Linked DNA regions of Mus musculus: regions 1, 2, 3, 5, 6 and 7 are each linked to region 4. A link is a loop called in an ENCODE intact Hi-C map of the cell type or tissue named here. Cell type or tissue: left cerebral cortex. All regions are shown on one strand. Region 1 has its middle 18 kb from the start of Vps41. Region 2 has its middle 43 kb from the start of 4930448F12Rik. Region 3 holds the start of Vps41 (VPS41 HOPS complex subunit). Region 4 overlaps Vps41 (VPS41 HOPS complex subunit). Region 5 overlaps Pou6f2 (POU domain, class 6, transcription factor 2). Region 6 overlaps Pou6f2 (POU domain, class 6, transcription factor 2). Region 7 has its middle 28 kb from the start of Gm24018.

Region 1 (4,000 bases), 110 kb before region 4:
TTACCTCAGGGGGGATGCTTCAGCATGGGCCCATCGAGGCACCCCTCCCACCTCACCATACTGTGCTCTATAAAACATATCTTTGGCTTTTTATAAAATACAACAGGGTGGTTTTGTTTGTTTGTTTTGTTTTGTTGTTGTATGGTTAGACCAGCCATTTAAGGCACTCACAATTTCAATGTATGTCAAGGCATCATATAACTTAGAGCCTCCATTTTAGGAATCACATCACAGTATGGATGTGTCTAGAGATGTGCAGCCAAGGAGTGTTTCAGGAAGTAGAGGACCCTGTTATGGAGGAAATCAACACAGTGAAAGGTAGAGTATCAACCCGTTTCCTTCTTTCCCTATTTGTGACCACAACTACTCAAAATGTGGAACTTTCTCCCATGTTGGCCCACAGAGTGTTTATCATGTTTGCAATGAGTTAAGTTCAGAAATCCAGAGTAGGTCTTCAGATACTGTTGTAGGTGTTGAACACATATATAATGGCACTGGGCACATGTGTAAAACAAGCACATCACATTCCAAATGGTGTTCCACCAAGGAGTATTCACCGTTAGCCACCCGATGTGGAAATGTGAATACCGGTCAACAGGAGGCTTATTTCAGTAATGGCTAATTCTGCTCCTGTGCTCCTATCCCCACTCCAATTAAGTATAAAACACACATTGCAAGATTTGATGCCAGACTATAAAAGCTAGAGACAAGCCCTGCCACCCAGCTGTAAATATTAAGGGAAAGATTTAATGTAAACGGTGGTGTATGGCAGTGCTGATGGTTTCTTATAAGCTACATGGACTAATTTAGAAAGGGGGAAAAGGCAGAGAAGCCTTCAAGAAAGTAATAACCCAGGGGTAAAAAATATTGATTAGGGAAAAATATTATCTTAATCAAAATATGTCTTTTAGCCGGAAGTTCTTTAGACTCCAGAAAGAGAAAACAAAATGTTTCTAAGATGCACGGTTTTCCTTGTGTTATGTATTGAATAATGACCATGGCTACCCCTCTTTCTCAGATCTTTGCTGTGTAAATCAAAATAAAGCCTTTAAAAATTCTGAAACTTTATTTATTAGTGTGATAAACACAAATCAGTAGTAACTATTTCTAAAAATGTCCACATACACGTGTGGCTTATGAATTATATGTTCTGGTACATTTTGCAAGTCTGGTCACATGCAGAGTTTTCTTCTAATGAGAACTTGTTACTTCTGCTCTTTGTCACCTGTCTTCAGAAGAGGATAATTTAAAACGACCTTGCTTTCCAAGTGTCTATGTCTCAGGTGAGCAACTACTGTAGAGTCTGCTTCCAGGTGTAAGCCTGCCTTCTCAAACATCATGACTAGATATTTCAATGTTGCACATCTGCTTAAATTTTTATGTAGCAAAATGCTGCATGTTTTTTGTTTGCCATCTGGACATCAACTTTACTCAGAAAAGCTCATTGGGATGCATTATCCTTTTCTTGCACTCCAGATGTGGAAAAAAAAAACAAAAAACAAAAAACAAAACAAACAAACAAACAAAAAAACAAATCGGGTCATGCTAAAATCACAGGACTACAGTGGTGTTTGCCTGCCTTCTCTCTCTATTCATTCTGTGCCTACATTCATGAAATAAAATACGCATAACTTGCACAATGAACTTAGTCTTTATAGCCCAGAAAATTTAGGCTCATTTTGATGAACAGGGGCTCAGATTATTAAGGGACCAAATTCCCTTGGAGCCTCTAATTCACACTTCCTGCACATGTGTCGGATCTCTCTCCAGCTCCTGTCAACTGGCCGACGCATTTCCTTGCTTTGCTCTGCACACATATGCCAAAACCTTTCTGTGTTTCTGAAGAGACGCAGTCTTCACTTGTGCTTTGAAAATAAGAGAGAGTAAGATCTAAAAAAATCATTTTGAATCCATTTTCCCCTCGTCAAAATATGCAGAGAGCACCCCCTGTTGGCTGCTTAGCAGTAGGCAACACACAGAGCAGTGTACCTAGAGAGCGCTGGTGATTTGAAGCCTGTATCAAAAGGGGGAGGGGAAATCAATATTTACTTAATGGGAAAAAGCAACATTGCTAGAGAAGGAAGTTTTATTCTCTAACTTTTAATAGGATCTTACAAGCACTGGGGAGGGAACACACTCTATTTCTTCATTCTTTGCTTTTTGTTTTTTAAGCTTAAAAGCAGGTTCATTACCATTATTAGATAATTTTCTGAACAGAACACTGGGGAGGGGCCCCTGGCATATACATTTGTTTTGTCTGAGTCCACACTTGGCTCTTTAGGGTCTGTGTTTAGTCTGTTCCAGGCAAAGGCTGAGAAACTCACCGTAACTCTTGTATACTCCTATTTTTAGCTGGGCAATGAAGGAAAACGGGAGAAAGATTCATAAGCACGTACATTTTTGTCTGCTGTCCTGCACGCTGAGTTAGTAGAAGCATATTTTTCTTGTGTTTACTGTGTATGTACTATGATCCTATCCTTTTAGATCTCCTAATAAAATCTGAGGTTACTTGTCTATAATAGAACAGAGATGTTTATTTTAGAATGCGGTTTATGATTTTTTTAAAGCACATTCTTTGCCAATTCTGCCAATGTGATGTTTTTCTCTAAGAAATCTCTTCTGTTTGAGAAATGTAAATATCCATGCTTTTAGCTTCTACTCTTTATCTATTATTCTGTTTATTTTAATATTCTGTTCATATGTCTCTATATGTGAATATTAGATGCCCGACAAAAGGCCTGATTTCTGATCCTGAGGCTGGCATTTTTCTGTGTGTACTGTGTAAGTCATATAAACTTCCCATATTTCAACTTGCTCATCTGAAAAAGTCACAGACTTGATTGTTGACTTAAGATAATGAGATAAGCTGGGCAGTGGTTGCACACACCTTTAATCCTAGCACTTGGGAGGCAGAGACAAACAGATTTCTGGTGAGGGGACTGGTAATAGCAAATGCGTTTCCATGCTATTGCAATTGCTGGGAAGACCACTGACTTGATTCATGGTGATGTGTAAAAAGTTCAGCAATTGTGTATGATGGGCGAGGTCCTGATCCCATTGTGCCTCTGGCCAGGTGCAGACATTTTTACATGTTGTAGATACTCAACTTTCTTGTATGAAAACACTGAATTGATTTTCCCAAATGACACTGGTAGCAGATAGAAGAGATAAGACTAGACCACACTCATGGACAGGAGGAAGGAAAATGTAAATAAGGTTTTAAGAAGTATACCGTTTGACTCTATTTCTTCATTTTAATCTCTACACCTTGAACAGTCCTGGATGCACACTGAAGAATTTAGACTTTTTCTTTGTTGTATGATTTTTTCTGAAGTCTATATTTCTACCCATCCTAGATAGGGCAACAACAGACTAAAGAAACAATCCCCTTCACATTCAGTTTGGGAAGCCAGAGATTCTTGAGGATCCTTACCGATTGTGGTGGGAATAGTTACAAGAAGCACGGATGAGTCTCACAGAGCTGCATCAACAGAGTCTCCCGCACTGGCATGGGCGACACTGCATCAAAACTGCATCACTCCAGTTCCCCCAAACAGTGACCAGCAGCTACCCACTGGAGGAGTCTCTCCTTCCCACAGTAACTGTTTACATCAGGAAAGCTCCCCCCCCTACCCCCGCCTCCAGTCATCAACCTTTCTAATTTTGTGAGCTTAGGGGTTAACTCCTTTAAGTCCTTCCTCCCTCCAGAAGGGTAGATAGCAATGCAGAAACCTTCACAGGACAGTCTTACAAAGAAAAGTTAGTGGAATATTTAAGTTAAGGACAAACCGTGGTCATAACTAAGTTGTCAGGATGTTAGGAACAGTTACGGCTTTGGAGGCGTGACTCGGTGTATTAAGAGCTGTTGCGTGAAATATTAAAATATGTAATCCACACTACTGCCGGCAAGGCACCAGCAGGCCTTGTTCTCATCTTTGGCAGACTCTCTGACCTGGAGCTCAGAAAGCGTGCAACTTGGCTTGCTAAGTTCCCACTGGAG
Region 2 (4,000 bases), 750 kb before region 4:
AATTGAGAAGAAAGTGTTTTGGAATTCACATGAAACTGTGAATGAAATCCAGGAGCCAGTTCTACAGGTTTCTGAATCAAAAAGGCAGAAGCAGCTCTAGCAGCTTTATCAACCAAATCATTGCCCTCTGCTAAAGGGCCAGGCAAACCTGTATGAGCTCCAATGTGTTGGACAAAAAATGGAGAACTTCTATTTAAAATTAAGGATTGCAATTTATTTAACAAATCCCCTATAGTGGATCGAAAATTCACCTTCCCCACCATTTCCATCACTGCTAGCGAATTAACCACATACTATCTGAAATTAAATTAAAAGATTCAGAATACAATTCAAAAACGTTTATAACAATGTGCAACTCAATAACTTGGGGAGAAGCAGGGGGAAACTGTAAAGTTACTGGCGTGGAGCCATGGACCAAATATGCTCCGCAGCCTGTCTTAGACCCATCTGTAAAAATTAAAGGGGCATCAGGCAATGGCACTCAAGAAGTAATTTGTGGAAAAACAACTGGATGAGCTTTAATCAGCTGCAAAATGGGATCCTTAGGGAAATGATTATCCATCTTTCCCATGAAGCTACATCTCAAAATTGCCCAATCATCAACAGTAGCTGATAATACTTCTATTTGCTTCATATTATATGGAACAATCAATTCCTGAGGGGGATTGCCAAAATATTGAATACATTGTTGTAGGCCAATCAAGGCCAATTGTGCTACCAAGGCAGGGCAATAAGACAAGATTTTTGCGGGTGAAATCTTGGGATGTATCCATAGCAAAGGGGCGCCCTGCCAGAGGATACCCTTTTTTGAGTACCCTTTTCAACCAAACTTAACGCTACGAGGGCAGAATCAGTAAGCTGCCGGGGAGAATTTAATTCTATATCTTCCGGTAAAATATTATATAATGGTTGTAATTGTTTGTTAGTTAGTCCCAAATAGGGACGTACCCACTGTATATCCCCCAATAGCTTTTGAAAATCATTCAATGTCCTCAAATTATCCCTCCGAATCTGAATTTTCTGGGGAGATACTTGACTATCAAAAATTTTAGTTCCTAAATAATTCACCATTTTTCCTTTCTGAACCTTTTCTGGGGCTACAACCAATTGCTTTTCTTTTAGTTTTTGGATCACTATACTATATGTGTGTGTAACTTTAATTGTCTCACTCCGAGAACCTCAATAGTCCCTAATCCGGGAACCTAATAGTCTCTAACCGAGAACTTGAATCATTCCACTTTCCTGGGAGCTTTCCAACTGGCTACTCTGACTGCGGAGAGTTCTGGACTCATCACATCCTCGTACGGGTTCCACCACTTGTCGCTACCGTCTCTGACCAGCAGAAAAGAAGCGACAAAACCGATGTCCTTCTCAAGGCAGTTTATTCAGGAACTTCACAAATGTGTAGGAAAAAGAATAATGCCACAACCTCTCTTGGCCATCCCCCTTTATCCCCTCCAGTCCACTCCCCCTCACCCCAGTCCACGTAGGCACAGTTCATTGGCTCAGGACTACATTCGTCACATCATCTGATCTTTGGTGCATCTGCGCAATGCAGCTCAAGGTACGTGGCTATCTTGAGGGATATGAGGAAGTCAGGTGCCAGTCATAAGACTTGGCAGCAGTCCCGGGCTCCATGTTGGAGCTGTGGCCACACCCGCTCCTCACAATGAAACATGGAAAGAAACTCAACAATTAGCCTAAATCTGACTATGGTTAGCCTAAATAGGAGTGTTTCTCTTTCCTGAAGTTAAAAAAATCCCACTTAACAACTATTTTTTTCTATTAAAAGCCAATTTGTTAACGATTTTTTAAACATTATATGTATATGTTTTTTGCTTTTGTTTTGTCTGTTTGTTTGTTTGCCTGTATGTATGTCTGTGCACCATGTTCATACAGTACCTGTAGAGGTCAGAAGAGGGCATTGGACTGGACAGTCAGATGGTTGTGAGCCACCATGTGGGTGATAGGTATAAAAGCTGGGTTCTTTGAAAGAGCAGCCAGTTTTCTTAACTGTTGAGCCACCTCTCTAATCTCTCGTTAACACCGTGAAAAGCTACTGTATCTTAGGCATCAGTGTTCCTATGTTCTTCTTCAAATTCTTTTATTCTTAGAAAACAACCATGGCAATTAAAAACGAACACAGTGCCCAGTCATCCTGGTATTTACTGTGTGCCAAGGTCCTGCTATGCGCTGAATGGACAACAATCCCTGAATTGGCTTTTACTTGAACTTTACCTATGACGATGAACTTGACTTTTGCGTACTTAAGAAAGAGACTTAGTTTTTATTAGGCTAAAGGGTGGTTACAGTAGTTAACACCAGGTGGCGCTAAAAGACTGGGCTTGGAAATAGAGTGCTTGGGCCTCTGCAGTACACTAGGATGAGAGATGTTCCTATTGAGAACAGAGTTAAAGAAAAGAAGGGCCAGCATCACCCTCGATTTTACATCACCACCACATGCCAAGGTCCATTCTCTCAAGTTTTCTCGGTGGTGAGTTCTCTGGAGAGCTGAAATTCTTCGTGTGTATACACAGTGATTTTCCTGGGGTGTCAAATGTCCCTAAAAATTATCCTGGTTTTTCTAAGAGAAAATGAAAACAAATCTCACTTGAAATTACATTAGGAATGGTCTGGTCTTTTCCCTCACCGCTTAGCTATGCAGGAACACAGAACACATCACCTGAAAAACCTTCTCATCAACTTGGGCTTTATTGATGAGCACAAGTCCCCTTGCTTAGGGATCTCCAGGATGCTCAGAAGGGTTTTTCTCTAGTGCTGGTACCAGGGGGCTAAAATCCTTCAACAGACACCACAGTTTAACACAGTAGAATCCTTCCACTGGCCTTCAAAGGCATGGCAGAGGTAAGAAGAGTGGAATAGAAAGCCCTGCCACTCAAAAAACGGAAATTCCAGGAGCTTGTGAAACACAAGTAACCAAAATCAAGGACTAGCACTCTTGGAAGGAATTAAGACACAGGGGAGGGCAGAGCTGTGCTAGAACTTATGCAGGGTCTATGGGAAGTGGCTTTGGCAATAGATGTGGGAAGAGGGATGTTTTAAAGGCATGTTCAGTGTTTTGTTACCAGCTCTTTCTTTTCTGAGTTTCAAATCTAATAAAAATTTAGGGCAGTAGTTGGACATATGATTTACATGAATCCCTCGCAAAATGGTTGCGGTCACTTCTTTATGAAAATAGTAGCATTATGGGGAATATTTTCTTTTTTTCTTTCTTTTTTCTCTTTTCCTCTCCACCCCTTCCAGGACAGGATCTCACCATATAGCCCAGGCTTTCGACTCATAATCCTCTTGCTTCAGCTTCCCAAATGCTGAGGTTTTAGGCATATGACATCATACCTGCCTCTACTATCTCATCATATAGCAGCCAGTTACCATTTTGGATTCCTTGATTTGACCCAGACATCAGACAGTGAATTTTCCTTGTGATCCCTGTTGACATAATAGTCATGCTTTTAGTCTGAGCCTGGAACTCTCCAGATACTCCAGGAACACTAGAGGCAGGAATTGGTCTATCATTCTTCATTTCAAGGTCCTCTTTTGGTCAAGGGAGAAATAGTGGGGAAGGCCAGCTGTTCCACAGATTTTGCTCAGTGGCAGCTACTTGGCTAATGTAATCTGAGGAAGTTGTTCTCTTAAGTCTTCTATGTATATTTTATTTATTTTAACATTTGGCCTTGAAACCATTATTGAAGGCATTATCTTGCCCTCAACACATTTTGAAACACATTTAGTCTGTGAGAGCAGTAGGACCAAAGAAGGAATTATATTTTCCAAGAGATGGTTTTAAGCTGCATACAGTGGTATACATCTGTAATCCTAACTGCTCAGGAGACTGAGTCAGGGGGACTGCAAGTGTGATGCTAACCTGGGATACATTCATAACAAGATCCAGCCTAGACTGGAAAATTTTGTGAGACTCTATCTTTTAAAAATTGGCTGGGAGTGGTGTAAGGTGTCACTCAGTGCTAGAACATTTGCT
Region 3 (4,000 bases), 93 kb before region 4:
AAAACCCATGTATTGTTATGGTTAAGTCTTCAGCCAGGGAGGGTAAAAACTTTCCATTGTGGTTGCTTTGGGGCCACTTGTGCTCCAGGCAGTAGCCCTTCACCCATGCTCTGTAAGCTCAATAAGCTCATTGGTTCCCCAGGGGAGCTTGATGGGTCTGAAGTTTGGTTTGTTATTGGTACCTTAGAAAGAAGGAGATAGATTGTCTAGGCACCTGCCAGTTAAAAAAAAATTCTCACAACAAGGTCTTTCAGTAGCTTGAAGTCCACCATGAGTGCTGTTTGGGCCTGAGTGGCTTAATAACATATATAAAATTCTGTTCGATCAGACATGACCTTGGACCCTTGGTTGTGGGTGTCCAAATTAGCTGCTTGGTGCGCAGACTGGAAGAGGGGCCTCAGGAAGAGCTGGAGGTTTATTAAGGCTCTTGGGAGAAGACAAGAGTCTGAAAGATGACATCGTCATGGCTTCCAGGTCATTGAAGACCATGAGTTGAGAAAGCAACATCTAGAGACTAAGGGAAATGCTGAGTACTAAGAATATGACTTCCTACTAGGCTACTGTCAGTGGGAATTACAGGGAACGAAAGGGCACTGAGGCATCTGCCACAGTCTGCCAACTGTGCTGCCCTCTGTGAGTTGCCAGCTGCTTAAGACAATAAACAGACAATGGCTATCAGTGGATAAGATGAGTGAATTCCCACAGAATAGGAAAGATAGTTTACTTTGTCCTGAAACATAGGATAGCTCAAGTTTTCTAAATGATGTTTTTCATATTACATTTACAAATTATTATCTGACATTGTATCTTGAAGATAGTCAATGTGAGTTACGAAGCAATTAAACAATAGAGATTTATAATTTTCTATATTCATATGTCAGTTGCTATTTTTTCTCTAACGGGGGACCAGATTTGATTCACAACAGCTATATGGCAGCTCTCAAATATATGTATCTGTAATTCCAGGGAATCTGATATGCTTTTCTGACATCTGAGGACACGAGGTTCCTAAGTGTGCACAGACATACATGCAGACAAAATATCTATACAATTCAATTTTAAATTAAAATGAAAGATGTCAATTTAATGTACCAAGATACTAAATCTTTGCAGGAATACACATTATTTTCTCACTTTCCACTGTAGACTTTTTTTTTTTTATATAAATAGTCACTATCACTTTAAAAAGTGAGTGGGCAGGCACAACAACATATCAGACTAAAGAACATTTGATATAGTAGTCTTAGACTTCGGAGAGGGATAGGTTCTAAACCTAGGCTTTTTAGGTAAGTTTAGTGAAATCTCCGAGTTACTATCCTTTCCCCTGTTAATGGCGGTAACAGGAGGGATCACAGGGAGGACTAAATGAGATAATTCATAATTTTACTGTAAACGGGAGCCTGAAATAGAAAATGAGATAATTCATAATTTTACTGTAAACGGGAGCCTGAAATAGAAAGAACTTAATGCTACAATAACAACAGAACGTAGACCAACAACAAAATAACAATTTAGCATTAATTATAGATATAGTGGTGTCTCTGTTGAGCAAAAATGAGAGCTGGCTAAGGAACCAGATTAGTGTGCGGGAAAAACTACATTTCCCAGTAGGCTGTGGCCCAGGGGCTGTTTTCTCCTATTTCCGGGTATGTCACATGACTCTCAGGCTGCGCTATGGCGGAAGCAGAGGAGCAGGTAAACGCTGGCAGAACTAGTTCGGGGCAGCCGGGAGCTGGAGACCCGAGCGAGGGGTTCTGGGACGCGGAGTGCCAGGAACGTGGCAGCTCTGACCGGGCGAGTTGGGGTGGCCCTTCTCCGCGCGGATAGCGCCTTGCACACCCGCTCTGTCCGAGCCGGCCTTGCCTGGGCTCAGCCCTTCTGGTTTATGTTAAATGGGATTTTTTGAAAAAGGCAAGTTAAGAGTAGACTGCTATGCAAGGCTTTAAGGATTATTCCCGTTGCTGGCAAGACGTAGATGGAAACGTCCAGCTATAGCTGAGAAGTGGCATTGAGGTGCTGAGTACAAATTATTGCCTTTTTTTCATACAGACGTTCTGATATAGGGCGAAGGACAAAATTAAATGAAACTAACAAAATAGAAGACTCAGGCTAAAACTCGGAAGAGATTCCTTAAGTATATGTATATATGTGTATGTGTGTATATGCATATACATATATGTATACACACACACACATAGAAGCATATATATGTATGTATCATCTACCATATTTCCCCCTCATATATTAAATGCCCTGCTTGCCAGTTTCTGTGATGTTCCTTAAGACATGCATGGTGATGCTCTGTTTACTGTCCTAAGAGACATTTACTAGTGGACTTTTTACTGTTCACATCTGTGCTTTATTTTGAGTGTGCCAAAAGTTACGGAATTTGACAAGGAAAAATTTGGGTTTTGTCATTACGTTAACAAGAGCCTCTTTACTATCATTTGTGCAAACTGTCTTTTGCAGTGCAGGTCCGAGGCAAAAGAGTTTTCCTTCCCAGCAGACCTTGCTTAGTTTGACTACTGCAAGGTGGCTTTTCACATTGAGCATTTTCATTTCACGTTGAAATACAGTTGTGGTTTTGTAGTAAAACAAACATCCAAGTTAAGTTTTTAGATTAGACCCAGTGTGATAGAAATATGGAGTAGCCCTTGTATTCCCACTCATGCAGAAGAGGAATTTGCCAAGGCTGTCTGATGTTAAAATGTAGAAAATCAGGCAGATAACCTGATTCACAGTTGTGCAGTGCTTTCGAGCTTAAAAAGATCCTCACACATGGCATTTGGTCCTTCTAAAAGAATTCTGTGAGGTAAATATTTATTCTGATATGGAAGTCATATACAGCCTCCATGTCCTAAATCCTCTTGTCCCAAACTGTGGTAAAACAGTGCCCATATTGTAATCACCCTAAAGGGCCTTGAGTATCCACCCCTTCCTCGGTTCTGTGACTCTGTAAGCCACTCTGTCTCATGCTGCCTTTCTTGCTATTCTGTAACCAGTCCAGGCCTGTACCCACGCAGGACCTTTGCTCACACTGCCCCTTTTCATGATCTCTGACGTCTACAAGGCCTTCTCCCTTACTGTCCTCAGGCCTCTGGGATGGTGTGCTTTCCGATTGTGGCTCATTCTTTGAAACCACCTTCTGATGTTCGTCTACATAATACTTATGATCTTAAGCTTTTTATTTCTCCTTGTATATTCTCACTTCTGCTTGCCACATGATAAATATTTATTCATTACTGATGGCTGATATTGGGATATTGCTTAATACTTAATATATTAAATGATTGAATTTTACAGAGAAATGAATTGAAATGCAGTCAGTTTGAACTGTCTCATGCTTACATCTATAATGTTTTAGTGTCATGTCTCCAAAGCTCACATTTTCTTCACACTACCTTGTGTCTTAAAATATGCTGAAGAACCTGTCTAAATTTTATATATGAATATGTGTGTGTATATATGTGTGTGTGTGTGTGTATATATGTATGTATGTGTATATATATATATAAAAACTTTATGATGTGGAATAGCCCTTATCATCTTCATGGTTTTCCATTTAGCCCTTATTCCTGCTGTAGTGTTTTCACAGCTGATGTACTTTTAGGAAATGCATTCTTCTCCATTGCTATCAGGGCAGCCTTGAGAAAGACCAGTAGTCTACTGCCTGTTGCAGAAAGAAGCAGACATTCATAAATTGTTTTATGAATTCATAAAAATTGCTATGTCAAAATATAAATAAATAATATTCATATCATTAGTTTAAACATGAGTAGGTTTTTCTTTTTCTTTTTTTTTTTTTAAGTCTGGATTGGTGCTGCTAATATTTTGGCACCTTGAATATTATTTGAAAACCGTGACATCCTTTTTTCTTCTTACTGGGTATGTTAGGAGTTGGCATGTGTATTTAAATGAACTATCATGACAAATTACAGAGTGAGGCAAAACATTTTCTTGGTACCCTGTCCTGTAAGTGCAAAATTTCTCCCAAGATGAA
Region 4 (4,000 bases):
TCAGCCTGGTTCTGTTTTTCCAGTGCCTGGGACTTTCTGTCTTTACGAAACCCTCACTGAGGATCTTTGCTCTCCCTGTTGCGTGTTACACAGATGCTACAGGTCTGAACCAAAGCTGACATGGACTGACATCTGAGTTCTGGTCTCCTTCCTTCTCTTCCTGCCAGAACTCCTGGAAGCAGAACAGGACAAAGGGAAGCTAGGACCCTGCTGGCCTCAGTTTCCTCTGGTAACCCCAAACAAACTGATTGTAGCACAGGGAGCTCTGTGGAGTGAATCTGAATGTTGTTTCTGTTTACAGCAAGTCGTAATGGTTTTCTGAAGAAGCTGATGGTATATTTTAAAATAAGGATTGTGACTAATTGCTTATACCTCTTCATCTAGAGATAGTGTCTTGTGACATCTCCTTCATTCAGTCTTCGTCAGGACTCATGATAGGTTCTCCAGGCCCAGACAGTCTGCCTTTATCACATGTACATAGTCGCAACACTAAATAGACTCTGCAGGTTGTACTTGTACGATGGCTTGTGTGTGTGTGTGTGTGTGTGTGTGTGTGTGTAGCAATAATTAAAGGAGAGGTCATGAATTCAGGAGGAAGAGGAAGGAGAAGTAGAAGCCATGTAAATACAGTTCTCATAAAATTCTCAAAGATCTTTTAATTAAAAAAATAGTGGTGGCTTCTGTAAATTAATTTGGAAGCACATTTTTGTCCTCTTTTAAGATTTCAGTATGTTTTTTTATCGCTTCATCCAGCTCCCTAAATTAAACTTGGTTGTAAAACGTGGACTTCATCCTTATTAATGAGTTAACATTATAAAAAAAATCACATGAATAATTAGAAAAATTTCTATGTAAGATTTCTTCATACCCTTTTCTAGAATTATGATTACTTTGTAATATATGCTTCATATTTCTATACTACTTTCTGTGTAAATATTTATTATGTGGCTATTTATTCATATTTAAGTGGTATCATAGAAAATACTATTTTGTAGTATTTTTAATATCTTAAGTATCTTTATATTGATAATACACATATAGAGACAGATATTTATAGGTAGGTAGATAGACAGACACACTGACTGATAGTCCTGATTTTGTCCATCTCCATATTGTGCTCAGTAGTTGCCATGTTTTTAGTTTATCTGTGGTTGTCATATATAACTTTAATTGTATAGCATCAATTTCTAGGTTGCCCCTGATGTTTCCTCCCTTATACTTAGGGCCTGGTAGTAGATACACAAAACACTGAGGTAAACTGAAAGGAATTTTAAAAATTCTCTTGCCAGGAATGGTGGCACCTGCCAACAATCCTAGAGTATGATGGCAGAGGGATAGTAGACCAAGAACTCTATCTACACCAGCATTCTAGGCCGACAATAGTGAAGCTCATCTCCGCCTCACCCCAGACCTCTCTCAGCCTCTGTCCTCAGTGTAGCAGACAGCAGTAACACACATACGTCTGGTTGTTGTGCTTTCAGCGATACATGCTATAGGTGGCACTGCTTAAAGAGTTGAAGTTGAGTATATCAAGAAGAATATGTTCTCAGTGGATGAATTATCAGACCTGTGTCTTCTTCAGAATTAAGGAGTTTTGACCAGTTATATTTTATTTTAAAATAGTCAGTGGGACTTCACAATAGATTCTAATCTTTATATAGTGTCTAGCTACTGTGGAAAATGTAAAGATCCCAAATCTTAAAGCAAATGGTTCATACTTTGTGATTTGATTTACTGTTAAAAAGATAATGTCACATTATTTGCTTTGGATTAAATAAAAAAAAAAAAAGATGCTCGCTTCCAACTAAAGCAGTTGAACCTGTGATGACTCTCTTTGTCAGTGAGAAACTTAAAAGGTTCTGATTTCCCGGTTTACACAGTTAATTAGTTCCCAGTTGAAAAGCCGTCCTGAAGCTGGATTCACTAAGGCATTGTTTGCCCCGAGTCGTGGTGTTTTGGTGCCATCTTGTGGCTGAGACTTGTCATATCCTCAGTGCTCGTCTAATTTAAATAGGAATTCAGGCAGTTCAAGATATGTAGGGGATTGTTTCCAAAACGAGGGTATCTATTTAAAATAAGCATAAAAAAATACTGAGAGCGGCTTGTTTGTCACTTGGTAACACTGACAGGCAGAGAGGATGAGTGAAGGATCTTCTGTGTGACTCTGGAGACCTGAAAGCCTGTGTTTTGCTGTGTCCTCAGCTGCTGCTGTTTGAACGGACCTGGATGAACAGATGGAAGTCTTCTGTGCTACACGAAGGGGAAGGAAACATAAGGAGTGTGAAGTGGAGAGGCCATCTGATTGCTTGGGCCAACAATATGGTAAAGGCACTTGTCTGTCTCTCTAGCACTTGCACAGTGGCAGCAGATTGCCAGATGGAAAGGGCAGGACAGAGACTCGGTGGAGTTAGAATTCTGATAGGTATGGGTGATTGATACCACACCTCAGCTTAAGGAAGTCAGATCGCCTGGGTTTTCATACTACAGCAATTCCCAACACATTGTGGACTAAAATCTCTTTAGAGGAAGAAAGTGAGGCACAGAGCAACGAAGAAAATGAAAAGCCACCTTAATCATTGCAGGGCTGCTTCAGGCATGTGCTCTGGAAATGCCATTCACCCGGCGCTCATGAGCACTGAGAGAAGCAAGTTGTGACTTCCTCTTTACTCCAGGTATAATCATGGGCCTGTCATTTGAAAAGTGTATTGTACTCTCAGTATTGCACTTAAAGTTTATTTTATGTAAAGTGGGGCTTGGAGGAAGTTTAAAGAGTAGTCTTTTTCATATCTGTCATGTTTTCTGAAATTTCAACACGTAGCTGAGAAAATCAGTTGCATTTGGTCAGAAAGAGTTGACATTGTCTCAGTTCAACCCTGCTGCTGGGATTGTCCTCACAACAGCCAGTCTCCAGGCTCCTGATCAGCCAGAGGCACTTGAAGGTTCCATTGAGCACTCTGAAGGGTCACATGTTGTCTTTGAATGGATGGGTTTTCAGACCCAAAGCTTTCTGAAAAACTAAAACTCATTCTCTTTCCGAAGAATTCCTTTAGAAATGCTCGCCACCTATCAGGTTGAAAGCAAACTTGGTGTCTCTGTGCAAAACATGTTTGTGCTGGATTTGTGTTACTTACGCCCTCCACTAATAACAGCCTTTGTCCAGAAAGGAGCCTTGCAGCTTTGGTTCTCAAAGGGTTTGTATAAAGAAAGTCCATGGCCTTGTATGGCTCCTGGGCGTGCCCAGTGAACAGCGTTATGGGTTTGAGTGCGACACGTCTTGCTTTGCTCGATCCCTCTCTGAGATACAAGACACTTAATTTAATGTTGCTTTGGTTTGTAGGGTGTGAAGGTTTTTGACATCACCTCAAAGCAAAGAATCAGCAATGTGCCCCGAGATGACATAAGTCTTCGCCCAGACATGTACCCCTGCAGCCTCTGCTGGAAGGACAATGTGACACTCATTATTGGCTGGGGAACTTCCATCAAGGTCGTTTACTTGGTCTTTCTATTAAATCCAAATCATTACAGATTTATTGTACTCATGACTGGTTTCTGGCAAACCTGATATTTTCATCTGAACACTGTGGTGCTAGGATGAAGCACCACTTTATTTTACAAGTACAGACTTTAAGATGTGCTTTCCTTTTCTTTTTTTTTTTTTTTGTTTTTTGTTTTTTGTTTTTTGTTTGGTTTGGTTTGGTTTTTCGAGACAGGGTTTCTCTGTGTAGCCCTGGCTGTCCTGGAACTCACTCTATAGACCAGGCTGGCCTTGAACTCAGAAATCCACCTGCCTCTGCCTCCCGAGTACTGGGATCAAAGGCGTGCGCCACCACGCCCAGCTGTGCTTTCCTTTTCTATGATGGGCAAACTAATTGCCCTTTTCTGTTCTCAGAATGATGCTGTATTTGTTGAGTTCTGTTTTAGTTTCCCATGATCCCACCGCAGTTCCTTGGCTGTTTATGGAACGTGTGGTTGATTTTGGTGGCTTAGTCAAAGGTGTTGA
Region 5 (4,000 bases), 690 kb before region 4:
CAACCATGGGATGAATTCGCTTCTTTTTTATTCTACTCTGGGTGATTAGTTTTATTTTATATTTTTACTATTCTATGCTCTCCCAATCATAGATGCCAGAACTGAGCAGGCCTCATGTGCCTGTTTCCGGTTCAGATTTTAAACATTTAGCATTGGTCGTATGTTATCTTGTTAACTTCTCCTCTTGGGGAGCTTTTCTTGATGGAATTTGGAGCAGGTCCTAGGAGAATACAAAATCTGTTTTAATCAATAAAGTTTCGGTTTCTGGGTTGCTGGTATTTGTGCAGTTTTTGCAGTTGTGAAATGCTACCAGGATGTTGTTGGCACTAATCGGGCTGGTTGTGGTCCAATTAGAATCAGACTAGTGGTATGGAGACACTGTTACTAATGACTCTAGTCCAGAATTATTGTTTTTTAGCTTCCTTGTTGGGAGTTTTATGATTGCTGATTGGACCATCTGAGGGGACTATTACATTGTCCCATTTTCATAACCAGCAAAGGAGCCAACAGAACAAAAAACTAGAACCCCTGGGTGGGAAGAGCATGCTGGGGCAGGGGGGGGGGAGGGGAGATAGTCTTTGTAATCATCTGGGCAGCTGGAGGTGGGCTATCTCTTCCCCTTTCATGATTTGCCTCTAGATAGTACATGAGCATGCTTTTTAATTACTCATGAGTATTTATTTATGTTGATGGTTCTCTCTTGCCTGCTTTGATAGAACCCTCTGCCCTCACCTGGGTGAAAAAAAATCAGCAGGCTCCAGGGGTTTCTTTGCCCTTTATTCGGTGGCCTTCTTGGGTTTCATGGCCCATGCCTGGGGGAAGTTCTTTTAAAAGTGAATTAATATGCTAACAGTGAAGGCTCTTCTGATGTGTTCTATAAGCTACGTGTATATTTTTTCTTTATTGGAGAGCCTTTGTTGCTAAACTTCTTTCCGAGTCAAGAAGCCAGAGCCTAGTTCCAATTGCTTAAATTTGCCTGTCACATTTCTATGCCATTTATATAGTCCAAGAACAGATGTACCCCAGCTCCAAATGTCTGTCAACACTGTCTGATGAAACAAGTACCAGAAAAGACGAGGTTAACAGACACTCGACCGCCCCTAACAGTCTAGGTCACCATCATTTTTTTTTTTTGTGGTCTCTCTTTTTGCGAGGTGGATGAGTGTGAACGTGCTTGTGTGTGTGTGGACTGAAACCTTGAGACATTTCTTTGGCTATCAGACTTCTGAGAGAATTTGCTTTGAACAGAAGCAAAACACAGATGTAAGTATTGAACCATATGTGCAGCTTATATTTATATTACAGAATTAATTTTGATCAGCTCTCCACATATGTGGCTAGTAGACTGAGAAAAAATCCCAATCTCTGGTGTGGACCGTGAGCGCAGTTCCAGCCTCTGCTGGGTGTTGACAGTCGTTCAGCAGATAGACCTAGTTATCCTGGAGTGTCTCCTGCATTTTTGCAGGATGGGAGTGGGGAAGAAACGGCTCCTTCCCACCTCTGCTATCTTCCAGAAGATCCCAGGAGCCACATGAAAGGGAGATGGAGAAGTAGGGAGGAAAGGGAGGTGTGGGCTCCATTTTCTTTCTCAAACCTACAACTCATAGTGAGAAGAAAGCCACGAGTGCTTTGACACACCACCATCCATGTTGTTTCTCCACTCCACCATCTGCCTAACATAAAACAGAAAAAGGAAATGACACAATTCAGAAAACAAAACAAAAAACCAAACCAAAACAAAAGGAAGCTACTTCATCTGCTAAGAAGCAAATTGGTAGACAGTGAGCCACACAGAGTGATTTCAACAATGGCATTCACCCTGGCGGCCCAGACAACAGGCGAGAAAGATGGGAGAAAGCGGGCTTCCCACTTTTCCGTTGGTACAAAGGTAAAAATTCCTAACACAACTTTTCACGCAGAGGCGAGCGAGCAGTAGCGTTTGCAGTGGTTCCGACTTTGGTTAAAAGGGTTTGCAGCGAGCAGCACTTAGTCCCTGAAGGGATGCAGTGCTCCTCCAGGTGGCAGACTTGCATTCGCTTTGAACAGATACGAGTTTGTGTTGGCGGGTTTTTTTGTTTGTTTGTTTGTTTGTTTTGTTTTGTTTTTGTTCTTTTATTTATTTATTTATTATTTTTTTGGTTTAGTTTTTTTTTCTTTTTCCTTAAAAGGTGTTCACATTTTCATCATATACAGAAAAGAATAAGTGGTTATTTGGTTTGCTTTAAAAAAACCGGCGTTAGGGAGGCAGGTGGGGGAGCGAATGATCCTACCACATACTCCTTCATGTGGCATTTTTCTTGTTTAAAAATTTAAAATTCTTTTTTTTTTTTCCTTTTGGAAAACCAACGGACACGTATAAACCATTCTGCCCATTTGGTAGTTTTTTGTTTTTTAGTCTTTTACATACAAGGGAGATGATGACTGGGGCAAGTCTTTAAATTCTTTCTTCTTTCTTCTTTCCTTCCTTTCTTTTTTTGTGGAGATTCAGGGTAGTGCTCAGTTTCTGTGATGCTTCCTTCCGACCATGAATGGGTGTGTCTAACAGTTTTCTTCTGGAGAATCTGCTAAGGGCTCCAGGGGGGCCGCCGAGGTGGGCTCGTGTTGCTTTAAGCGTTTGATTGTGTTCTTTAGAGCTTGTCTCTTATTGCAGAACCAAACTCTAACTACTTCCCGGTCGTAGTTTAGCTTCTCAGCAATCTCGGTCATTTCCTGCCCTGAGGGGTGTGTGTTCTTCTCAAAGTGGGCATTGAGGATCTCAAGGGCCTGGGGCGTGAAGGAGGTGCGCCGCTTGCGCTTTTTGGATGGCTCACTCCCAATAAATTCCGTGAGATTCTGCATACCTGCTCGATGGCGGGCCTCAGCCTCAGCCATCCACCGCTCAAGCACCGGCTTGATCTTCTGGGCACTTTTAGGGGTGATGTCCAGCTTTTCAAACCTGGCAGGATACAAAAGGCCAGGGTTCAGTTTGGCTGTCAGACTGCTAGCTATAGTGTTCTCTTGGGCTTCCTGTGGTAGGAAAAAGTGGCTTCTCAGGATGGTGTGTCTGGGGGGAGAATTGAGAAAGAACAGTCTTACACTGAGTCCGCTGCCAGGGTGGGCCTCCTGCCTGCCTGCCTGATTGCCTGGCAGGGTGAATTCACTCCAGATTAGCAGCCAGCTGCAAGGTAGCCAGCCCTGTCCCAGCCAGCACCCACCCTCCCAGCAAGCTCCATGCCAGCCATGCAGATCCCCAGGCACAGAGACAGGGGAGGGGAAAGAGGCACCGGTGTACAGGAAACACAAGCAATTTGCAGGCCTTTTTTTTTTTTTTTTTTTCCTCTTGAGATCCAAGCTGTTCCCAGATTCATTTCCCCAACCTTCAGAATTCTTAAGGCAGAAATTAACCAAGACAGTGATGTTCAAGATAACAGTCGTCATATTCTTCCACTTAAAACGGTTGTGTTTTATGTTTGGTTTTCTTCTCCATTGTGTTGGTTTTGGATAAATATTACAGCTAGTATCATAGTCTGGGAAGGCTACTGGGCCAAGCTCCTCCTCATGCCGCTCTTTTTATCTCCCCTTGTGTCTTATTTTAACTTCTTTCTCTCTGGTAACAATTTTCCCCATATGTAAGTTAACAACATGCCTCCTGTCCAGGTAAAACATAGACCAGTTGTTACTTTGCAGTTCTGGCCTAAACAGCTGGATACATTGTAATTACTATGGACTACCCCACCCCTGGGTGGGCTTAGGCCACCTCGTGCCTTCCAATCAGCATCCACTGTAATGGTGCACTTTTGTACCAGGGCATCATGCTGTGTTTAATGTGGGACATCTGCAAACTGGACTTGAATGATATCATTTTCTGTAAATGAGGTCTTCTATACATCAATTGCCATCAGCAATTCTTTGCTACGTTTACTTTAAAAAGAAATATGAAGCATCCTGGACAAAATTATATAGAGTATTTTAAAAAGTCCTTTCTGGTACTAAATTTATTCTGTCAGTAAAATACAAAAGA
Region 6 (4,000 bases), 480 kb before region 4:
TAATGTTTCTGCATATATCTGGGGCAGCATGAATAATGGTACCTATGATGTTCAAGATGCTGGCAGGCATTGTACTTGGTGCTTTTCATACTCAGTATCTGTCACTGCAAATGTGCTGCTCAGTAGCTATAGACCTTCTCAGTCGGCTCATGCTTGCTTTATGAAGTACTCTTCTATCTGGTTTTAATTTCACATTACGTCTATTCTAGGCCTAGATCTGTCTCTCTGCAGTTTTGATTTTACCACATGACAATCCAAGGAGAAGAAAATCTGTAATCTTTTTCTTTAGACAGTTTTCAAAGAGGAGATAGAGGAAGCAAATGAGACAATAAGAAATGCCCATTAGTAGCCATCTGAGAAGGTAAAGTCTCAGTGAGCTACTACCCATACTCAGAATGATTAAACTAAAAACAATGGATAAGAAGAAAGAAAAAACAAATCCAAAACTGATAACCCCAAGTGCTGACAAGGGCATGAAGTCACAGCACCAGTTAGACATTGTTAATGAGATTATCAAACCATACATCCACTTTGGAAAACTGCTGGCACTTAGTGTACATCTAACAGTAATCTTGTTCTCAATATTACCTAAGGGAAATATAAAGTATATTCACAGAAAAAAGAAAACCAAATGATTATAATGTCTTTATTCATAGGTGCTAAAAAAATGAAAAACTATGCAGATGTTCTTACGCTGGTGAATGGATTAATCCTGAAGTCATGCAATGAAGTCCAATGCTAAGGAAGTTACCCTCTACTACAGAACGGGCATTCTTCAGGTCTGTATGTGAAATTCAGGGAGGTAGATTTGAGGGATGCCTATGGTTATGACTTTTAGGAAAAGGCAGACAATTGAGACAGAATATAGATGGTTGGCTAAGAGCTGAGGACCATAGATGGTTAATTTCAAAAGGAGCTTGACAGGATGTAACTCTCAATCTTACAGTGGTGGTAGTTACACTGGATTATAGTGTCTTCCAGATCTTATAGAAGTATATACTAAAAAAGGTAAATATGTTATAGACTGTGTAGGTCAATAAATCTAAGAAAATCCTTCTCAATATCAGGCCTACAACTCAATTAACTAAGCAACAAAAGATATCCTCTCAAATGAGTTCTTAAATACTGTCCCTGGATGACCTTTGCTGTCTTCAGCCAGTGTTCCTCTGTCAGTACAAGATGCAGTATTCTATTTGACTTCTTTCTGGTTGACTTAGCTATCTCACACATGGAATGCCTCACAAGTTCTTGATGCATGTCGACGTCACTCAGGTCTAAGTCACATGTCACTATGTTAGTGACCTCCTCTTTCCAGTACAGTTATATCTCTAGAAAATTCTTCTGTGACTTCTTTGGATCACTCATTCGGAATTTTAACATTTGAATTTTTATCTAAATGCTGTTTGTTTTCAAACTTATTCGCTCACTTATTCTTAGATGACTTGAACAGACATGTAACTGCGTAAGTAAACATATAGACTAGTACCAGAGGAGAAATCACCATTACAAGGAAGCCCTTCAGTGGGGTGTTCAGGTATGTCTAGCCCAGATCAAATGCAGGAAGTGGTGGATTTTCTAAACTCAGACAGAATCCACACGGAATAAAACTCCCCTCCTAGTTCCTCAGGGAATGCCAAGAAATGCTGTCCAAGAACACTTAGCACTTTTCTGGTCTAAGGTCACTTGGAAATACAATCTAAAAGCTTGAGAGACCTGTGAAGTTCCTCCAGGTGTTGATTTAGTGGCTGGCTCCCCCTAGGGGGCCACAGTCCTCACAACCTCTCTACTCCTTTCTTTAAAAGTTTGCTTAAAGGAAAATGTGTAGGCCATGATTCTTAGAAACTTGACATGGGATAGTTTTCATATTGATGTCAACTGGCCCTAAGAAAAATTACTGTTGTAGGTTTCCTTGGAGTGAGAACAGAGAGCACAATAATAATAAGGTGAATCTTTGTTAAGAGCTTGTATGGGCCAGACACTGTGATAATACCCTCAGGCATAGCATCAAGCCCTGTAAATTCTGTGAGGAGAGGATAAATGCACAACCCTTACTTGAAGTCCTCAGTCTAGATGCTTCAGTGCAAATGTATTCACATACGCGATAGTTATGAATGTTATTTATTACATGATGTCCTACTATGGTCGAGATAGCATAGGCAGTCAAGCATACTAATATTCTGGCAATTAAACCTCTTTCTTATAGCTCAGTGGCTAAGAGCACTTGCTGCTCTTTCAGAACACCAGAGTTTGATTATCACCATCAATTTTAGGTGACTCATGACTATCTATAATGAAAGCTCTAGAGGGTCCAAGCACTCTCTGGCTTCTGTCTGTATCTTCATGCATATGGATATACTTGCTCACATGCAGGCACACACACACACACACACACACACACACACACACACACACACAGACAAGCACACACAAATAAAAATAAAAATGTAAAAGGTCTACCTCTTTCTTTCTACATGAAGTTAGATAAATAAAATTTATATATAGCCTGATACAGGTTAAGAATAATTTTGCCACTAAAGGGTTACTGAAAACATCTTTGCTTCATTGAGAATTTTTGAGTTGTAGATAAAGATACTTATAGGCCTACACCCTCTGGCTGTTTTACAGTATGAGAAACTGAGGTATCGTTAGGACAACTAGCACACGTTCCCTCACTATTTGGGGGTGCAATCAGGAGGCATACTTTGATAGCTTCAGCTAAGAACATTCTCTTTCTGTGTGTCTCTTTCTCTCTCCCAGTCTTTCTCTCCCCCTACACATGCACACACACATGTATATGCATATACCCATATACACATGCATGCGGGTACACACAAGCACACATACTCATGCAGCTTAGAATCAGACACACCTACCACATGTGGAAAGCACACTTAATTTAACCCAACTAAACCATTAGATTTCTTCACCATCTTGCCCTATCTGATGAAGGTACATGAGATCTGAGCAGTCCAGGTGCTTCCCCTTGCACCCTTCTCTAGGCACCACCCTTGCCATGTTATTTTAACTTGTATCACCATGAGTTAGTTTTGTCTGTCCTGGCACTTTATGCAGGTGAGCACATAGGACGTACCCTTCTATATCCACCTTTCCCAGCTTCAGTCATGCTCCTGGAAGTAGGTGAACTTTGATCTTTTCTTGTTGTGTGCCAGTTTGCTATGTGAGTGTATCATTGGCAGTTGGCCATTTTTCTCTCAGTGGACATGTGACGTGGTTCCGGTTGAGAGGAGGTTCTTACTGTCATCGGCTGTCAGAGTCTAGCTCAGGCTTATCCATAGGCTATCACAATAGAGCAAACCAGTTCCTCCCATCAGAATAAAGGCAGCTTGTCCACAAATGACCTTCCCCTCTGTTTATAGCTGTAATGTAGGGATCTTACAAGATAGGCTTTTTCTGTAAAGGGCCAAATAGTAGATGCTTTGGATTTTGTGAGCTACATGGCTCACCAATATGGACTTTGCCACTGTGGTGCATCAGCACCATACATAATTTGTAAACTGGTACATGTGTACTCCAACACATCTTCAGTTGGAGAAACAGGAGGTGGTGAGATTTGATCAGTAAATTACAGTATGGCAAGACTTCCTTTCTAGTGAATGTTGTGAAGTCATTAAATCATTGGCAGCCTGTTCCTTAGTGTGGGACCCTGGCCTTTTCTTCACTATCTCTGCTTTCAAGCTTATGATGTAGAAGGTTTGATTTGTCACACACTGTGCCATGATGTGCTCTTCACTGGGATCTCAGACTAATGGAACTGAGTGATCATGGACTGGAACCTCTAACAGTATGAAAGACAACAAGAAAACTCTTTAATATGACAAGAAAAGTGTCTACGTTCTTTTGTTGTAGTGACGGAGAGCTGGCTATGGACCACTTGAACGAGTAACGTTTAACCTGAGTTTGTAGATGCTTCATAGCATGTATACTGGTGGGTAGTATGCAGCACTCTTGTGGTACATCTATGAATAAACTTCAGGGCATT
Region 7 (4,000 bases), 970 kb before region 4:
AGTTTTTTTTTTTTTTTGGGTCAGGCCTCAGTTCCCAGAAGAAGAAAAAAATGATCAAAATCTAAATGTTGTGCTAGTAAGTCTCTGGGTTGCTTTAAACTATGAATAACAGTCCATCAAAGGGGCAAAAAGGTGTCAGGGCTAGTAAAAAAAAAAAAAAAAGGCAGCCGGGCGGTGGTGGTGCACACCTTTAATCCCAGCATTCAGGAGGCAGAGGCAAGCAGATTTCTGAGTTTGAGGCCAGCCTGGTCTACAAAGTGAGATCTAGGACAGCCAGGGCTACACAGAGAAACCCTGTCTCAAAAAAACAAAACAAAACAAAACAAAACAAAGCAAAGCAAAGCAAAGCAAAGCAAAGCAAAGCAAAACAAAACAAAACAAAACAAAACAAAACAAAACAAAACAAAACAAAACAAAACGGCAAGGCTTTTCCTAGAGAAAGATAGTTAACCTCCCAAGTCTGCTGGTCTACATTTCTTCCCTGCTAAGGTGGAGATTATTCACCCAGCCAGGGTTCTTTTAGCAGTCAGGTGTGCCTGATAGAGAGGCAATGGTCCCTGTGTCAGTCAGAGCCTGTAGAACCAGTGGACCAGCCTGAGTGGCAGGTAATGCAAGCGGGAGTGGAGCTCAGCTCCTTTTTGGCTCCAGCCAGGTGTAGCAGCTCAAGCTGGTCTCACAAAGTCTATGAGGGGTAGACGTTAGGGTAAGGCGACGAAAGATACTTTGGGGGACTGGGGCCAAGGTTGGGTCTTAAACTCACAGAGGTCGGCCTGCTTTTGCTTCCCCAGTGCTGGAACTAAGGGCATGCAGAACCATGCCCAACTAAACTTGTTTCTTTAAAAATATAACATTGCTTAACGAAGAGTCTGGTTACAAACACTGAATTTGCAGTTAAGGACGGGGAGAATTGGGAAGCATTTTTCAGAGAGAAAATGAGGAAGTTCACACTTGTGCACCCAGAATACTGCTGAGACCTACAGAGGTAGAGTGCGGTTGATAAGAGAGTGTGTTTATGGCAGAAGAATAACAGACACTGGGTCTAGGAATGTATTATGATGGTAGAGCACTTCCGAGCACACCCAAAGACTGAAGTGCATTCCGGGAACCAAAAAAGCAAACCGTGCAGACTGATTCCTGCCTTTGGAATCCACCTTCCAAATCCACAAGTTTGTCATGTCCACACTTTGGCTTGCTAGGCAGTCACTTAAGGATTTCTCCGAAACACGTGAGCTCTACTTTAAAGATTGCAATTCAGCATGTTTAAGACTGCAAATAAGGAATGCAGCTGTGGGTACCACCAAGGTCGATGCAATGGCTCCCTGGCCGCTGTGCAAAGTGTGTGTTACCTACTGGTGACACTTCCTGGCATAAAGAGCAGGACCTGGCACCACTATCAAACAAGGCACTGGCAAAAGCTTTGGTGGAGGCAGAATCCTCAAAGGACATGGTCTGTACGACTGGGTAGAAAGTCATTTACTTATGCTATCTTCCAGAAAAGGATGGGGTAAGGGGCCTAGGATTGCAGGTACCAGCTCTCTAGACACCTTTTCCTCTTCAATTCTGCTTTGATTACACGTTGCTGATAAATAGTCTCATAACATCTACTTTGGGGATCCCAAAATTAAGTGAAAATTAACAATCTCAAAGTGAGCGCACATAGGATTCAAAAAGCAAAACCTGGATTGTTTGGTGTCAGAAATGGAAACCAGGATGGTTATGCCTACGATGAGTCACCAGAGGGCGCCATAACTCTGTCTCCAAAAGTTTTCCCAGAACAAATCCCCTTGGACTTCAATTAAACAAAAGATTTTTCTACAGTGACAGGTTCCACCCAAACAAAGGTGTAAGAAAGTAGTCAGCCAGACCCGGAAAAACCTGCTGGGGCATAGAATTTCAGTGACGTCATCGTGATGCTTAAAAACTGACATGGCTGTAAGGGATCTGAATATAGCCTAGTTTGGTTTCATTAAAGATTAACTTTTTTTTTTTTATGTATGTGCATGTGAGCCTGCTTGAATTTCTGGGCACCATCTGCCTGTCGAAGTCCACGGAAGTCAGAAAAGGGCCTGGAATCCCTTGGAACTATACTCACAGACAGTTGTGAGGCCTTTTGTGGGTGCTTGGAACTAACTGAACACTGTCCTCTGCAAGAGCAGCAAGCAAACGAGCCGCTGGGCCATCCCTCCAGTCCCCTGTTATCTTTTGACATCGCATGTTCTGTTTTTTCCTTTTTCTTCCTGGAAAAACAAGGAACTCAGGAGAGCAGAGGTCACCAGGTTGGTCTGACACACTCTATCCTTTTCCTGCGGTGGGTGGGTCTCAGGGCAGGAAAGTGAGGAACTGGTCTCCTAAGATGACACTCCTGACCTCGAACCTGGACTGTCAGGTCCGAGGACCTCTGGGAGGACCTGTTTCACTGCGTTCACTGCACACAAGCCTCCCTCCTGAGGACCACGTCTGAGACACTTTGGGCCAAACTGAAATTGTGTTCCAAGCCACGAAGAGACAATAGTATCATTCAATGGGAAAGTGTTCTTTGTCCACATTGGTGATGAACTTGAGTCTAAATAAGGGTGTGAAATAATCTGAGATCTATGAAGCCATGTTCAAAATCCAAACAAGCCAGCCAGTCTGTGTCAATGGGCGAGAGTGGACAATACTCTCCAGCAAAATTACAGAGCAGTGCTGCCACCTCATGGACAACTAGAAAATTAAACTTAAGCATCTCCAGAAAGCTGACTTCTCCAAATGTGTGTGTGTGTGTATTCCTATATGTTAATGTATATACATAGAGAGAAGACATTTTCTATATTTCTATCATAATCTTTTTTCAGACGCATTTTTGGTACCGCTCTAGAGTATACAAAGGGTCCAAAATGAAGAGACGAGAAAACCAACTAATTATTGACAAATTAAGCATGTCTTCTAGGCTTTAAGAATGCAAAAGATCTGGAGACCGAGAATAGTTTCCAATGTGCACTCGCTACACAATAAATGAGCCACAAATCATATTCAGAATTAAAAGAATAGCAAACGTTCGTTATGTGTAGTTTTATGGACAGGGTATTTATAGATCCATCTGTACTTTTATATCTGAACTTACTTAATCCTCGCTATCATCCCCTCGAGTCGTTGCTATTTTTATCTTCGTTTTCTAGGTAGAGCTCCAAGGCACTGTCAAGGTCACACAGCAAACAGAGGGTGAATGGGAGGTCCAACCTATGAAGTCTGGCCTGGGAGCCTGTGCTCCTGACTAAGAGACTACTTATCCTCAAATGTGGCCCGAAACAGTCATCATCATCGTTGCTGTCATCGTCATCATCTTTGTCATCATCATCACTTGGAAACAGGCCTACCCGGGATGAATCAGAGGCTCAGGATGGAAATCAGGGTGAATCCAGGTGCCGTTGCCAAGGGAAGAAGCTAGGCAGCCATGGAGACAGAGTGCACACCTGCCAACTTTTGGAGTACTGAAATAAAAAGAACCCTGCTAGGTACTGTTGCTTCACTGGTCATGACTGCCCAGGATTGGAGAGTGTATGGTGAAACATACTCACATATTTCAGACCCTTAAAAATTAGCTGCCTCTGAATTCAAATATATGTGCCTATGTGGTCAATCTCGTTCAAACCACCACAACCTGCCATAAAGTTGAATATAGGACTCAAATCCCATCAATATGATATGATTGTACCCCTGAGCTCGTCCCTGTGGGTCTATGTCTGTCTGAGTCAGCCCTTCCAGCATGGTTCTAAGAAGAAGGCTGCCAACAGCTACTGTTTCCTCAGACTAAGCCCAGGTGAAAGCAACAATGATCAACATTCACACGTCCTTCACGTTGGGTACCCAACATCCACAATACAACAAGACAAGCAATATGCTCTATACTTGGTGAAGAACAAGGGTGATACAGAAACCAGAGCATAAGCAGATTCCAGCCCGTATTCTCATCTGCATGTCTCTTAGGTGCTCTCACCCAAACCCTCCCCAACATACAGTA

Evidence for each region. Hi-C counts contacts between places; a loop is a spot of excess contacts. Peaks named below come from ENCODE experiments on the same cell type or tissue, not always from the same donor. Only the 100,000 strongest peaks of a DNase experiment are listed, where the experiment ranks them.
Region 1: it touches region 4 in a loop (2.5-fold over the local background); 5 of 42 quality-filtered maps call a loop at or near these places.
Region 2: it touches region 4 in a loop (10-fold over the local background); 33 of 42 quality-filtered maps call a loop at or near these places.
Region 3: a loop joins it to region 4, with 2.6 times the contacts of the local background. A loop is called at or near these places in 6 of 42 quality-filtered maps.
Region 5: a loop joins it to region 4, with 7 times the contacts of the local background. A loop is called at or near these places in 10 of 42 quality-filtered maps.
Region 6: a loop joins it to region 4, with 2.4 times the contacts of the local background. A loop is called at or near these places in 3 of 42 quality-filtered maps.
Region 7: it touches region 4 in a loop (4-fold over the local background); 7 of 42 quality-filtered maps call a loop at or near these places.

The regions. Positions count from the first base shown.
Region 1 is chr13:18,696,915-18,700,914 of GRCm38, forward strand. No RefSeq gene overlaps it. Among named protein-coding and RNA genes, the nearest start is that of Vps41, 18 kb to the right of the region's middle. In left cerebral cortex, a CTCF peak has its summit at 1,957 (motif pointing left); a DNase peak (open chromatin) is centred at 1,923.
Region 2 is chr13:18,055,092-18,059,091 of GRCm38, forward strand. No RefSeq gene overlaps it. Among named protein-coding and RNA genes, the nearest start is that of 4930448F12Rik, 43 kb to the right of the region's middle. In left cerebral cortex, a CTCF peak has its summit at 2,319 (motif pointing right); a DNase peak (open chromatin) is centred at 2,331.
Region 3 is chr13:18,715,642-18,719,641 of GRCm38, forward strand. It overlaps Vps41 (VPS41 HOPS complex subunit), which reads left to right and starts at 1,651. Exons shown (of 29, transcript NM_172120.4): 1 at 1,651-1,695. The coding sequence starts at 1,675. In left cerebral cortex, no CTCF peak of the experiment used is centred here; a DNase peak (open chromatin) is centred at 1,654; H3K4me3 peaks cover 1,750 bases; H3K27ac peaks cover 900 bases.
Region 4 is chr13:18,808,230-18,812,229 of GRCm38, forward strand. Vps41 (VPS41 HOPS complex subunit) reads left to right here. Exons shown (of 29, transcript NM_172120.4): 8 at 2,203-2,322; 9 at 3,338-3,484. Among named protein-coding and RNA genes, the nearest start is that of Vps41, 93 kb to the left of the region's middle. In left cerebral cortex, a CTCF peak has its summit at 1,958 (motif pointing left); DNase peaks (open chromatin) are centred at 1,982 and 2,235; H3K27ac peaks cover 318 bases.
Region 5 is chr13:18,122,624-18,126,623 of GRCm38, forward strand. It overlaps Pou6f2 (POU domain, class 6, transcription factor 2), which reads right to left. Exons shown (of 9, transcript NM_175006.2): 9 at 2,337-3,043. The coding sequence ends at 2,539. Among named protein-coding and RNA genes, the nearest start is that of 4930448F12Rik, 24 kb to the left of the region's middle. In left cerebral cortex, a CTCF peak has its summit at 2,019 (motif pointing right); DNase peaks (open chromatin) are centred at 1,988 and 3,098.
Region 6 is chr13:18,331,036-18,335,035 of GRCm38, forward strand. All of the region lies in intron 3 of Pou6f2 (POU domain, class 6, transcription factor 2), which reads right to left. Among named protein-coding and RNA genes, the nearest start is that of Gm46402, 14 kb to the right of the region's middle. In left cerebral cortex, a CTCF peak has its summit at 1,758; no DNase peak of the experiment used is centred here.
Region 7 is chr13:17,835,987-17,839,986 of GRCm38, forward strand. No RefSeq gene overlaps it. Among named protein-coding and RNA genes, the nearest start is that of Gm24018, 28 kb to the left of the region's middle. In left cerebral cortex, CTCF peaks have their summits at 1,727 (motif pointing right) and 2,692 (motif pointing left); DNase peaks (open chromatin) are centred at 1,745, 2,214, 2,680 and 3,360.